2 separate regions of the Homo sapiens genome follow, and region 1 is linked to region 2. A link is a contact called in ENCODE Hi-C or POLR2A ChIA-PET data. All regions are on one chromosome and are shown on one strand. The core of a region is the stretch at or near the end of the contact, and the rest is flanking DNA. Distances in the headings are between cores, read along the strand shown. Region 1 overlaps PLEKHG6 (pleckstrin homology and RhoGEF domain containing G6). Region 2 holds the start of PARP11 (poly(ADP-ribose) polymerase family member 11).

Region 1 (5,672 bases), core at 2,070-4,569, 2.5 Mb before region 2:
AACACGGCTGGTACCAACCTTCCGACCCAACACAGCTGGTACCGAGCTTCCCTACCCTGCCCTACGCCTGCGTTCCTCTATCTATTCCCAATTCCACCAAAAATGTGCAGTAATGCCATTTCTCAGCCTTATGGCTCCCTCCTCCTGCTCGGGGAGACCTTGTAGTCCGTGTGAGCCTTACCTCCCCTCTGCGCTGCTCTGAGAGCCCTCCAGGGAAGGCGTGGAGGGCCTGGTGCTGGGGGACTCCCTGTCCTGGTCCCGATAGAGGGTCAGGAGCTCCCTCTTCTGTTGAACATACTCCTCTGCCTTCAGCTTCTGTAGGGCGGCCTGGGACAGGACACTTTCGTTATTAAGAGCTCTCATTTATTGAGCACTTGCTGTTTGCCAGGCACCCTGCTAAGTGCGTTACATATATTACCTTATTTTATTTTATTATTATTATTATTTTTTGAGACTGAGTCTTGCTCTGTCACCCAGACTAGAGTGCAGTGCCACAATCTTGGCTCACTGCAACCTCCACCTCCTGGGTTCAAGCGATTCTCCTGCCTCAGCCTCCTTAGTAGCTGGGATTACAGGCGCCCGCCAACGTGCCCGGCTAATTTTTGTATTTTTAGTAGAGATGGGGTTTCACCATCTTGGCCAGGCTGGTCTCAAACTCCTGACCTTGTGATCCACCCCCCTTGGCCTCCCAAAGTGCTGGAATTAGACGTGTAAGCCACCGTGCCCGGCCTACATTACCTTATTTAATCTTTACAAAAACCCCATGAACCAGATATTTTTACCCCACCTTACTACTGAGACATGGAGACTCTAAGGTTAAGTAACTGTCTGAGGGGGTACTTCTTACCATAAGAAAGTGGGGTGGTGCCGGGATTTGGTGGCACCAAACTCTGGAGCTAGTGTTGGGGGTGAGTGGGGTGAACAGAATGGCCCTTTTCCTACCTGTACAGGTCTTCCTGCTTCTCATGTCCCATTGGCAGACCTGTTATCAGGTCTTCCCCCTCCTTCAGGAAGCCCTCCCTGGTTGGTGGTGATGGTAGAATAAGTGTTCTGAATTGGTACTGGTTGCTCCTTCAAGAGCATCCCTCTCCTACCACCTGGGCCTCTGCCCTGAAGCTGGGAGGAGCAGGAGGGCAGAACGTGGGCAGAGGTGGGCTTTGTCCCAGGCTGAGGACTCTGCTGTCCTTCAGAGGGAGGAAAGTTCCTAGAAGGCTGAGGAGAGGACGCATTATATTATCTGCCTTCTCCCTCCCTCAGCGATTTCATACAGGTACCATCAAAAGGAAATAGCGCCACCTGAGAAAAAATTTTCAAAGCACTTTTGCACATGTGGTCATTTGATACACATCATTGCCCTGTGGTGTGGAGAACATGAATGTTAGCCCATTTTACAGACAAGAAACCTAGACCTAGAGAGGTGAAGTGACTTGCTCAAGGTGCCACAGGTATGGAGAAGCAGAGCTGGGACAGGGCCTTGCTCTTTGAGTCCTAGTTCAGTCACTGCAACACTTTCAAGGACAGCCTTGAAGGGTAAAGAGTTACAGAAGGTCGGTTGTTGGCTTGGGGAGGGGGAGGGGGAGGGAGAGGGAAGAGAAGGTGGCAGAGCTGAGGTTGGAGGCGGAGGCAAGCCTTGGCAAAAGGGAGGTACTGGTGGCTGCTGTGGGCAGCACTGATATCAGGACTTGCTGGTATGGCCATATCCTTGTTAAAATATTGAAGTCTTCCATGCTGGTAAGGGAATGGCTGCTGCCTGGGCCTCAACCACTTCCCCCATCCCCATGATCTAGCAACTAAGGGAGATAACCTCTGGCACAGCAGAGGACCTCTAGTGCAGCGCTCCTTTCTGATTGGTTGATGCCCATGCTATACTAATTGTTAAATATTTCCACTATCTCCCCAGCTTGAAGTATATGAGCCAGCAACTCCTGGGCACCTGGACTTTCCCAAAGCCTCTCAAGAAACCCGGGGAGCAGCTGGGTCAGGACAAGAGACGAAATGGATGAACAGGGATAGGAAAATGACACCAGGCTTATAGTTCCCATTCTGCTTTTTCTGGCTCTCCAGTCACTTATTCCCAAGGCTGACAGCATTCTCATAAGATGTGGTCTGTTGGCCGGAGCAGGGGAGGGTACCTGGGGGTAGGAAACCTGCCAGGGCCGGGACCTGGGGCAGGACTCCCTCTTTCCCAGGCCTCATCTCCCAACTCCATGTGAAGGGAGGGAAGAAGTGAGAAAAGAGAGGGTGGAGGCGCTGGGCCGATCTGCTTGTCCTGCTGGGGTGCCCTTTTGCCCCACAGGACCCAAATTCAGGTTTGTGTTTCGGGTGCCAAGGAAGGGATGTTACGGGAAAGAAGAACTGGAAGGAAGCAGGGTTTCTGTAAGGGACGTTCAATGCCATCATCTCTGCTAAACTTGCCCCTTGCCCGACCCCAGGAAGAGGCTGGAGGAGGCGGCGGGGGGGGGAGGGGGGCGAGGGGGAGCCCCGAGTACGGGGTAGGGGGTCGGGGGAATGGGCGGGATGGGGCTCTTGGAGGTGCCTCCCAGCGAGCCCAAAGCCTCTCCAGCAACCCTGGGAGAATTTTCTCGGCTTGGTTAAGAGGAGAGACACATGGGGGCAGAGGGGACGGGAAAGGAAAAGGAAATTGGCGCTTAAGCCAGAATGTGACCCCCCTACAAAACTGAGAAGAGGAAGGGAGGGCCCCTAGCAGGATTCTTCTTCCTTTGTACCCATGGAGAGGAAATGCCTCCTTTCCCTGCTGTCTCTGGGGTGGCTCCTAGATTCACCCACTCTCCTCCCAGAACTCCCCAGTGCCGGACTAAAACCGAACTCTGAAACGTGCCCACTGACTTCCTGAGCAACAGATGCGGATGCGTTTCCCCAGTCAGCAGCAGGCCCTACCCAGGCCCCAAAGACCACCCCTTTCTTCTAATGATGACAACGGCAAACATTTATGGAGTGCCCATACAGTGCTGGGCCTTGTGCCTGGCCACTTGCGGACTGTCTGTCCTGCGTGCACTGCAACTCCCCAAGAGGTGAAGTAACTCCCTGACAGCTGCTCGGGCCTCTCCTTCAGACCCTGGCTCTTAGCCTCGGCTGCCTCCTTCAGTCTCCCTGCTTTAATTTCTTGGTCGCCATCTCTGACGGCTCTTTCTGTTCCTGTCTCTGTTCCTTTTCCTCTTCTCAGTCCCTGGGCATTCCCCAAGATTCAGTCTCTTCTCCCTGGAGAAGCTTACTTTCTCTAAAAGTGTGAGTCATCACAGCTAGACCCGCTAGGAATAAATCTGCAAGTCAACGTTTCTGCCAGGGTGAGAAAACAATAGTCTGCCCCCTGGGGATTGCTCTATGAAAGGGACCAACAGAGTTTCTACTGCCCTCTTCAGTGTATAAAGACTGATGGCTCTAGAGAGGATTCCCTAATAATCTGGTGTGAGACAATAGCAGGAAAAGTCATTTCAAAGTTTCAGTTTTCTTTGTTTTGCTAAGGAAGGCCAGGGAGCCTTGGTGCATATCTTGGTTATAGATCTTGACAGATCTTTCCTGTTAGCCTGGAGTGAGACTACCAGGGGACTGAGTTGTTTTGCATAGTAAAATACCCGTAATTTTCAGTAGCTCTTGGGATTCTGAAAGGGAGAAGGTGAGAGTCTGGCTGTTGTTCTGTGACTAAAAACCAAAAAAAAGAGGAGAAAGTTCTGAAGGTGGAGGTGGCAGTTCCGAAGGAAAAAAGGCAGCCTGCCATTCACTGCCAGCCCCACTGGCTATCCTGGGGAGTTGGGGCTCTAGGGACACCGATGCCACTAGCTTGCGCTTTTGTCCCTGGGCTCCCCCTTGAGCCTCTAGCCTTCAGGAAAATGTTTTATTTAACTTTTTTTTTTTTTAGACAAGGTCTCACCCTGTTGTCTGGGTTGTAGTGCAGTGGTGGGAACATAGCTCACCGCAGGCTCTATCTCCCGGGTTCAAGTGATCCTCCCACCTCAGCCTCCCGAGTAGCTGGGACTACAGGCATGCGCCACCAGGCCCAGCTAATTTTTGTATTTTTTGTAAAGATGGGGTTTTGCCATGTTGGCCAGGCTGGGTCTTGAACTTCTGGTCTCAAGCCATCTGCCTGCCTCAGCCTCTCAAAGTGCTGGGATTAGAGGAGGTGAGCCACTACGCCTGGCCAAGAAAATTTGATTAACCACCAGAATGATGTCACTTGCCAGTCAGTCCAGCCTAGTGGAAAGTGTGTTTAGGCTTAGGTGGAAGTGGTGGAGAGAAGTCCCTGCCATGCAGAGGGGACAGTGAACCGAGCCGGAAGCAGGGGACAGGGCAGATGGGAGACCACTGTCATCACAAAACCCACCTGCCTCCCCTTGGGGTGTGTTTTTTGTCCTCCTCTTTCACTTGAATTCCAGGTCTTTGTTTCTGTTTCTTTTGTTCCCAAAGCCCCTAAGATATCTCCACTAGGTTATATCTTGGCTGCCTCAATTTCAAAGCGCTGCTGTTTAAATATTCCTACAGTAAAGCCACCTCACTGAGGAAGCAATAACTAAACAAACACATTTCCCTTTCCCTTTCTAATGACTGCATTTCTGTCTGGGGTCCCATTGCCAATGCAGTGTTCCAAACTGAAGCTTCGGGAGGCCAACTGTGCTCTTTGCCGCTGGGTATCTGGAGTTCCTGAGCCTGTGCCCAGTGCTGGCCCCAGGCTGTGTGCCTAAGCCGAATGACAGCTTTGAATCTCCCTAGGAAGCAGGTAGTCATTGTGTATATCTGTTTTGCAGATGACGAAATTGAAGTTGAGGGAGGTCATATAACTTACCCAAGGTCACATGGCTAGGACCTGGTAGGACCGGTGTCTGAACCTGGATTTTTCTGAATTCAGTATAGACTTTAACCAAAGTATCCCTAAGGCTCCCCCTTCTCTTCCCTCTTCTTTTTTTTTTTTTTTTAAGACAGAGTCTCGCTCTGTCGCCCAGGCTGGAGTGCAGTGGCGCGATCTCGGCTCACTGCAAGCTCCGCCTCCCGGGTTCACGCCATTCTCCTGCCTCAGCCTCCCGAGTAGCTGGGACTACAGGTGCCCGCCACCGCGCCCGGCTAATTTTTTGTCTTTTTTAGTAGAGATGGGGTTTCACCGTGGTCTCAATCTCCTGACCTCGTGATCGGCCCGCCTCGGCCTCCCAAAGTGCTGGGATTACAGGCGTGAGCCACCGCGCCCGGCCTCTTCCCTCTTCTTTAGGTCCTTTCTTCTCCTTTGTTTTTTGTCCCTTTTTGCAATGTCTCCCTAAGGCTGTGGCACTAAACCTTCCATGTTTCACACCCAAACTAGTACAATAAACCTCCTGTCACCAATTTCTCCCTCCTCCAGCCCACCCAGCACACTGCTACCTGATTTCCTGAAAACCTAATTCAAGAGGAAACACACTGATTTCACCCTTGCTCAAGAATTCATGGCAGGGCTATGCACGGTGGCTCACGCCTGTAATCTCAGCACTTTGGGAGGCCGAGATATGCAGATTGCTTAAGCTCAGGAGTTCAAGACCAGCCTGGACAACATGGAAAGACCCTGTCTCCACAAAAAGATGCAAAAAATTAGCCAGGTGTGGTGGTACACACCTGCAGTCCCAGCTACTTGGGAGGCTAAGCTGGGAGACTCACTTGAGCCCAGGAAGTTGAGGCGGCAGTGAGCTGTGATC
Region 2 (5,493 bases), core at 2,154-4,653:
AGGTGTCTCATTGGGTATAAGCCCAAATACCTGAAAGGGCCTAGGAAGGTAATTTAAACGAGACTGACAGCCCATTCCCAGTCTAAAGGAGTCAACATGGCTTCAGTCAGTTGTTGACATATGGGAATACAGTGTGAAAGCAAAACTGGAGGCCCATATTATTAAATTTGAAATTTCCCAGTTTTAAAATAGTGGCCATTTATTTAAAAAAAGTTTAAATACTTTGTGTGTGCTAAATAATCATTAAGGACGCTTCCAATACTTGCTGTTTAACTCAGTGGTCCTAAAGCAGTAAAAATAAGCAAAAAAATCACTAAAATTCGTATAGCCGTTTTCACTTCCCTTCATGTTACTTAGGTATAGAGCAGTATATTTTAAGGAATTGTTCACTCAATATGTACTCAAACCAGTTGTGTTCTCTCCATCCCACTCTCCTACCACCAGCTCAGGCAACTCCACATCTTCAAGAAAACAAAGTATAGCTCCAGCCTCACAAAAGATTGAGGACCTGGCTCTAACCTTTCTAGTTAAACCTGCTTTGTAAAAATTCGCTTCCAACTTCAAGGAAGAGCTAGTTCCTAAATTACTTAAACTGCTACTGTTCATTCTTCAAGGCTAGCATTACTCTGATACCAAAACTTGTTACAGACAAGCACAAAAATCAGTAACAATGGACCAATTTTATTAATTATAAATACATTTTAATCCTAAATAAAAGATTAACAAATCAAACCCAGCATGGCTTTCATTTGATCAAAAAATAATAGAACATGACAAAGCAGAGTTTATTTCAGAAATGTAAGAATGTGTTGAACACTAGGAAATCAATGAGCATAATTCATTATATAAAAGAGTCAGAGTAAAAAACAAATATAGTGATAGAGGCTAAGAGACAGTTGGTAAAATTTTGCACTCTTTCCTGATTTAACAGCATGTAGTAAAACAGGATAGAAGAAAATTTCTTTAAAGATGATAGTGTATTTTCAGAACACCAACTAGCAGGCGCAGTGGCTCACGTCTGTAATCCCAGCACTTTGGGAGGCTGAGGCGGGTGGATCACCTGAGGTCAGGAGTTCGAGACCAACCTGGCCAACATGGTGAAACTCCATCTCTTCTAAAAATACAAAATTAGCCAGGCATGATGGCATGTGCCTGTAGTCCCAGCTACCCGGGAGGCTGAGGCAGGAGAATTGCTGGAACCCAGGAGGCAGAGGTGGCAGTAAGTCCAGATTGTGCCACTGTATTCCAGCCTGGGCGACACAGCGAGACTCCAGCTCAAAAAAAAAAAAAAAGAATACCAACTAGCACTAGCACCAAATGGGCACATGCTTGCCTTACTGCATTAAAGCTGGATATCCATTATCTTGTCCTGTAGTCTTAAACATTTTTCTGATGTTTTGACCAATGCAATAGGAAGAAAGAAACGCATTATTTGCAGGTGATAATGATTGTCTGTGTACAAATTCATAGAGATGAGCTGTCAAGCTATTAGAACTAACAAGACATTTTTTCATAGTGTGGTAGGATACAAGGTAAATAAACAAAAGTCAATAGCTTTCCTAAATTACAGCAATAAGAAATATCTCACTTACAAAAAAACTATAAAATATCTAGGAACAAACTTCCCAAGGATTATGCAAACCTATGTGATTTTTTTTTTTTTTTTACAGATGCTGATGCAGATCTGAAAAAAAATTGTTAATGCATCTAAAGATACAGAAAACAAGTATTTCTGAATGGAAAGACCCATGATATTGAAAATTTTGAAAAAGAAGAGAATTAGGAGAGGTTCCTTTATGAAAAGGCAAATATATTAAATATGTAATGATTATAACTGTGGCATATTTTAGGAATAAGCAGATAATTAATAGAGGAGAATGTTCAGAAACAGATATATACGTGTATGTATACCTATGTATATGTATATGCAAATTTAGGTTGTAATTAACAGTGGCACTTCAAAGTAGTGAGGAAAGAATATTCACTAAATGACATGGGGGCAACTGGTCAACCATTTGGCAAAAATAATCTCTTAGTAAACTATTTTATTTCCAGGAATTAATTCCAAGAAGTAAATGGACAAATGTGAAGAAATGCCTGTTGAAGGATTTTTTTGGGATAGTGAAAAATAGAAAACCACTCAAACGTCTATTCAGTAGATTATTTCAAATGTGTGTGTCTATTTGTGTGTACGTAGTATACGCATAAGTTATGGAATGCCATGAGTCTACTTTAAAATATGGCCGGGTGCAAGATGGCTCACACCTGTAATCCCAGCACTTTGGGAGGCCAAGGCAGGTGGATCACCTGGGGTCAGGAGTTCGAGACTGGCCTGGCCAACATGGCGAAAACCTGTCTCTACTAAAAATACAAAAATTCGCGGGACGTGGTGGCGCACATCTGTAATCCCAGCTACTCAGGAGCCTGAGGCACGGGAATCGCTTGAACTCGGGAGGCGGAGGTTGCAGTGAGCCAAAATGGCGCCACTGCGCTCCAGCCTGGGCGACAGAGCGAGGTTCTGCCTAAATAAATAAATAAAATGATGAAACAGATTTAAACTTAATGGAATGGAAGGATAGCCACATAATCTTTAAAGTGAAAAAAAAATCAGGTTCTAAATCTATAGGTATTCTTTGATTACATTTTTTTCAATGTGTAGAGGCATAGAAAAGTCCAGAAGGATCTATAATGAGCTGTTTAATTTTCATTTCCTATGGGGTAGATCCTTTGTTGCATGGAAGATTATTTCACTCTGTTAGCTCTCTTTACATCAGTAGGAATACATCCTCATGGTTTTAAACATCTTGAGGGAGCTTTCCTGACACTCTACTCTAGGTAAATATGCTCGCATAGCACTCTCTATTCACCATATTACCTATAAATCATATTGCACTTTTTAACTTTTCTAAACTACTTTTTGCTTTCTTTTCTAGATTATAAAATCTTGAGGGCAGGGATAGTATGTAAAGGTTCCCTTGTGAGCAAATAACCGTCACTTATTGAACTCTGTGTGCCAAATACTGTGCTAAATGCTTTCAATAATCTCACTCATAGGGAGATATTACTACCATCTCCATTTTGAGGATGAAGATATTGAAAGATTATGAAGTTTCTCCCAAATGCCATTGCCAGGCCTGTGTGACTCTTGGTCGTTACACGGTGATCAATAAAAATTTGTTTCATAGGAAAGAAATACAGCCAGCCGTGGCTTTAAGATCACTGGGTGATACAGTTGGACCAGAAACCCTTTAAACTCCTTCGTCAGACACAGACTCGCAAGCCCCGCCCAGGACGACCGCCCGCGCGCGTATGGATAAGCGTGCAGGGGCGGGGCGAGCTTGTAGGAGTGGGGCGGAGACAGATCTGACTGGCCAACGTCGGGCGGAAGTCGGGAGGTTGGGTGGTCTGTAAACGCTGGCTTGTGACAGGGAGGGGGAGGAGGAAGGCCTTCGTAAAGGTTGCATCTCCGTCCCTTCGCTCCCGGGGACCCGCGGGAAAAAAAAAAATCCAACACCCAGGCCCCGCGGCTAGCCCCTTCCCACAGGCTCTCTCCGCTCGATTTTGTCACCGTTATGTGGGAAGCGAATCCAGTGAGTAGCCGGGCGGGACGGGGCGGGCCCAGGGGGCGGGGTTGATGAGAGAGGGGCGGGAGGGGGTCACCGGAACTGCTTCCCCGCGCTCGCTTCAGTCTGGGTGTTGAGTTCCGGGACCGGAGTTCCCGGGCCTTTTGGCTTCTGTAGTCTGTACCTTTTTAAGCAGTGGAAGTGCCTGGGTGGATTCTCCAATGCTTTATTGTTTTCTTGTTACAATTATTTATTTTACTTCCCGTGATGTTTCAGCCTCATCCCTTCACCATTTGTTGTTGTTGTTGTTTTTGAGACGGAGTCTCGCACTGTTGTCCAGGCTGGAGTGCAGTGGCGTGATCTCGGCCCACCGCAACCTCCGTCTCCCGGGTTAAAGCGATTGTCGTGCCTCAGCCTCCCGACTGCCTTCACTGTTTTTTGAAACTTTGTGTTTTGCTTTCTAATTGGAGTAACTGGCCTTGGAACCTGTAGTCAGTCATTTGCCTCAGGTTTACCTGCCAGTCCCACCAGTCTAAAGCAAGGGAATTGGGACCCCCTTGTCTTGAATGGGCCTAAGAGGAGCCATCAGTTCTCCTTTTCCCTTCTTGGTGGACAGTCGTTTAAAACTTGGAGTATGGACTGTATGTTCTTAGATGTTTTCGTTCGGTGGACAAAGTGATCTGGAGCATTTCAACTGCAAGTCTGCCTTCTTCCTTGGCTGACTCTGGTATTTTCATTATGACTTCATGTGTCTTTGTCTACTTTGCTTTTATACATTTATTTATTTAAAGTGCAACGTAGGGGCCGAAAACTTTAGTACCTTTCCTCACCACCCATTGTAAGGATCACAGCCACCACTCCTTAAAACAGAAGATAGGTTAACAAGGTAAAAGCAGAGCAAATCTAATCAAAGTTTTACACCACCAGGCACTTCAGAGACCAGGGAGATCTCTATTTTTATGCGTAGGACCCATGAAGAATAGACAACTGTGTAAAAATGTGACTGGACAAAGGATATACTCTAATGTTAATAAACTGAGGAAGGAAGCCCAGCAAGGTCTGTTTGTTCAGATTCTTCTTGGCCTCTCTGTGTATCATTTCTTCCTCCTACGGAGGAGGAAGGTCCCTTCTGGAATGAGGGTCTTAGCGACCTACTATCAGGCAAGGTAGATTAGAGAATTTCTTTATGGCCAGTTCCTATAGACAATGGCAGGGAAAGCTTAATAGTTCCAGTTTTTATGGCTTGCTTTGTAGGAGAGGGATCCTAGTTTCTATCACTCACCTTGGGGAAGAATTCTGGTTTCTGTGACTCACTTCTGGGACGAAAGATGGGCAGGAGACAGAAGGGCAGGAGATCAGAGGGAGAGACTGCTTCCGAGGCTGCTTCTGAGGCCTTCCAATCTCTTTTAGTTCAAAGTATTCAGCATGCCAAAGTGTCATACTTCGGGGTAGTATTTTCTGAGCCCCAACACAACCCTCAGAGAGTGGGATCTATTTGCCAAGAGTATTCTTCTGTTGTTATGGTTGAAACTGCCTGGTAAGGTGGCAGATGTATGGTATTTAAAACTTAGGAGTTGACTGGAAAAATGGTAGAATCACATTTCAGCAAGTTGTTGGACTAAATACAGTCGTGCGCCTCCTAACAATGGGGATATGTTCTGAGAAGTTCATTGCTGGGTGATTTTTTTCATTGTGCCAACGTCATAGAGTGTACTTTCATAAGCCTGCTACACACCTAAGGCTATATGGAATAGCCTATTGCTCTTAACCTAGAAATCTGTACAGCATAGTATTGTACTGAATACTGTAGGCATTCGTAACACAATGGAAAGTATTTATGTATCTAAACATAGAAAAGATACAGTAAAATAAAGTGTTAACAATCTTTGGGACCACTTGTATATGCGATCCATGGTTGACTGAAAGCTTT

The links. Hi-C counts contacts between places; a loop is a spot of excess contacts on that map. ChIA-PET counts read pairs that join two places held with the same protein, here RNA polymerase II (POLR2A). Pooled maps may share reads with other maps.
Region 1: a loop to region 2 is called in a pooled map, with 4 times the contacts of the local background. The contact joins the enhancer-like site here to the promoter of PARP11 in region 2. A Hi-C loop is called at or near these places in 1 of 37 single-sample maps with no recorded cell type and 3 of 50 pooled maps. POLR2A ChIA-PET finds 5 or more read pairs at or near these places in 1 of 52 experiments (MCF 10A).

What each region holds. Positions count from the first base shown.
Region 1 is chr12:6,321,083-6,326,754 of GRCh38, reverse strand. It overlaps PLEKHG6 (pleckstrin homology and RhoGEF domain containing G6), which reads right to left. Exons shown (of 16, transcript NM_001384598.1): 14 at 182-327. Among named protein-coding and RNA genes, the nearest start is that of PLEKHG6, 13 kb to the right of the region's middle. RefSeq lists enhancers at 1,659-2,198, 2,199-2,740, 3,184-3,273, 3,324-3,393, 3,282-3,823. Within about 2 kb of position 3,319, at least 30 of the 41 ENCODE cell types and tissues checked have a DNase peak (open chromatin) inside an H3K27ac peak, as active enhancers do.
Region 2 is chr12:3,871,309-3,876,801 of GRCh38, reverse strand. PARP11 (poly(ADP-ribose) polymerase family member 11) reads left to right here and starts at 3,403. Exons shown (of 8, transcript NM_020367.6): 1 at 3,403-3,590. The coding sequence starts at 3,573. It overlaps PARP11-AS1 (PARP11 antisense RNA 1), which reads right to left. Exons shown (of 2, transcript NR_183432.1): 1 at 4,846-5,493. RefSeq lists enhancers at 1,914-2,433, 2,434-2,954 and a silencer at 3,626-3,735.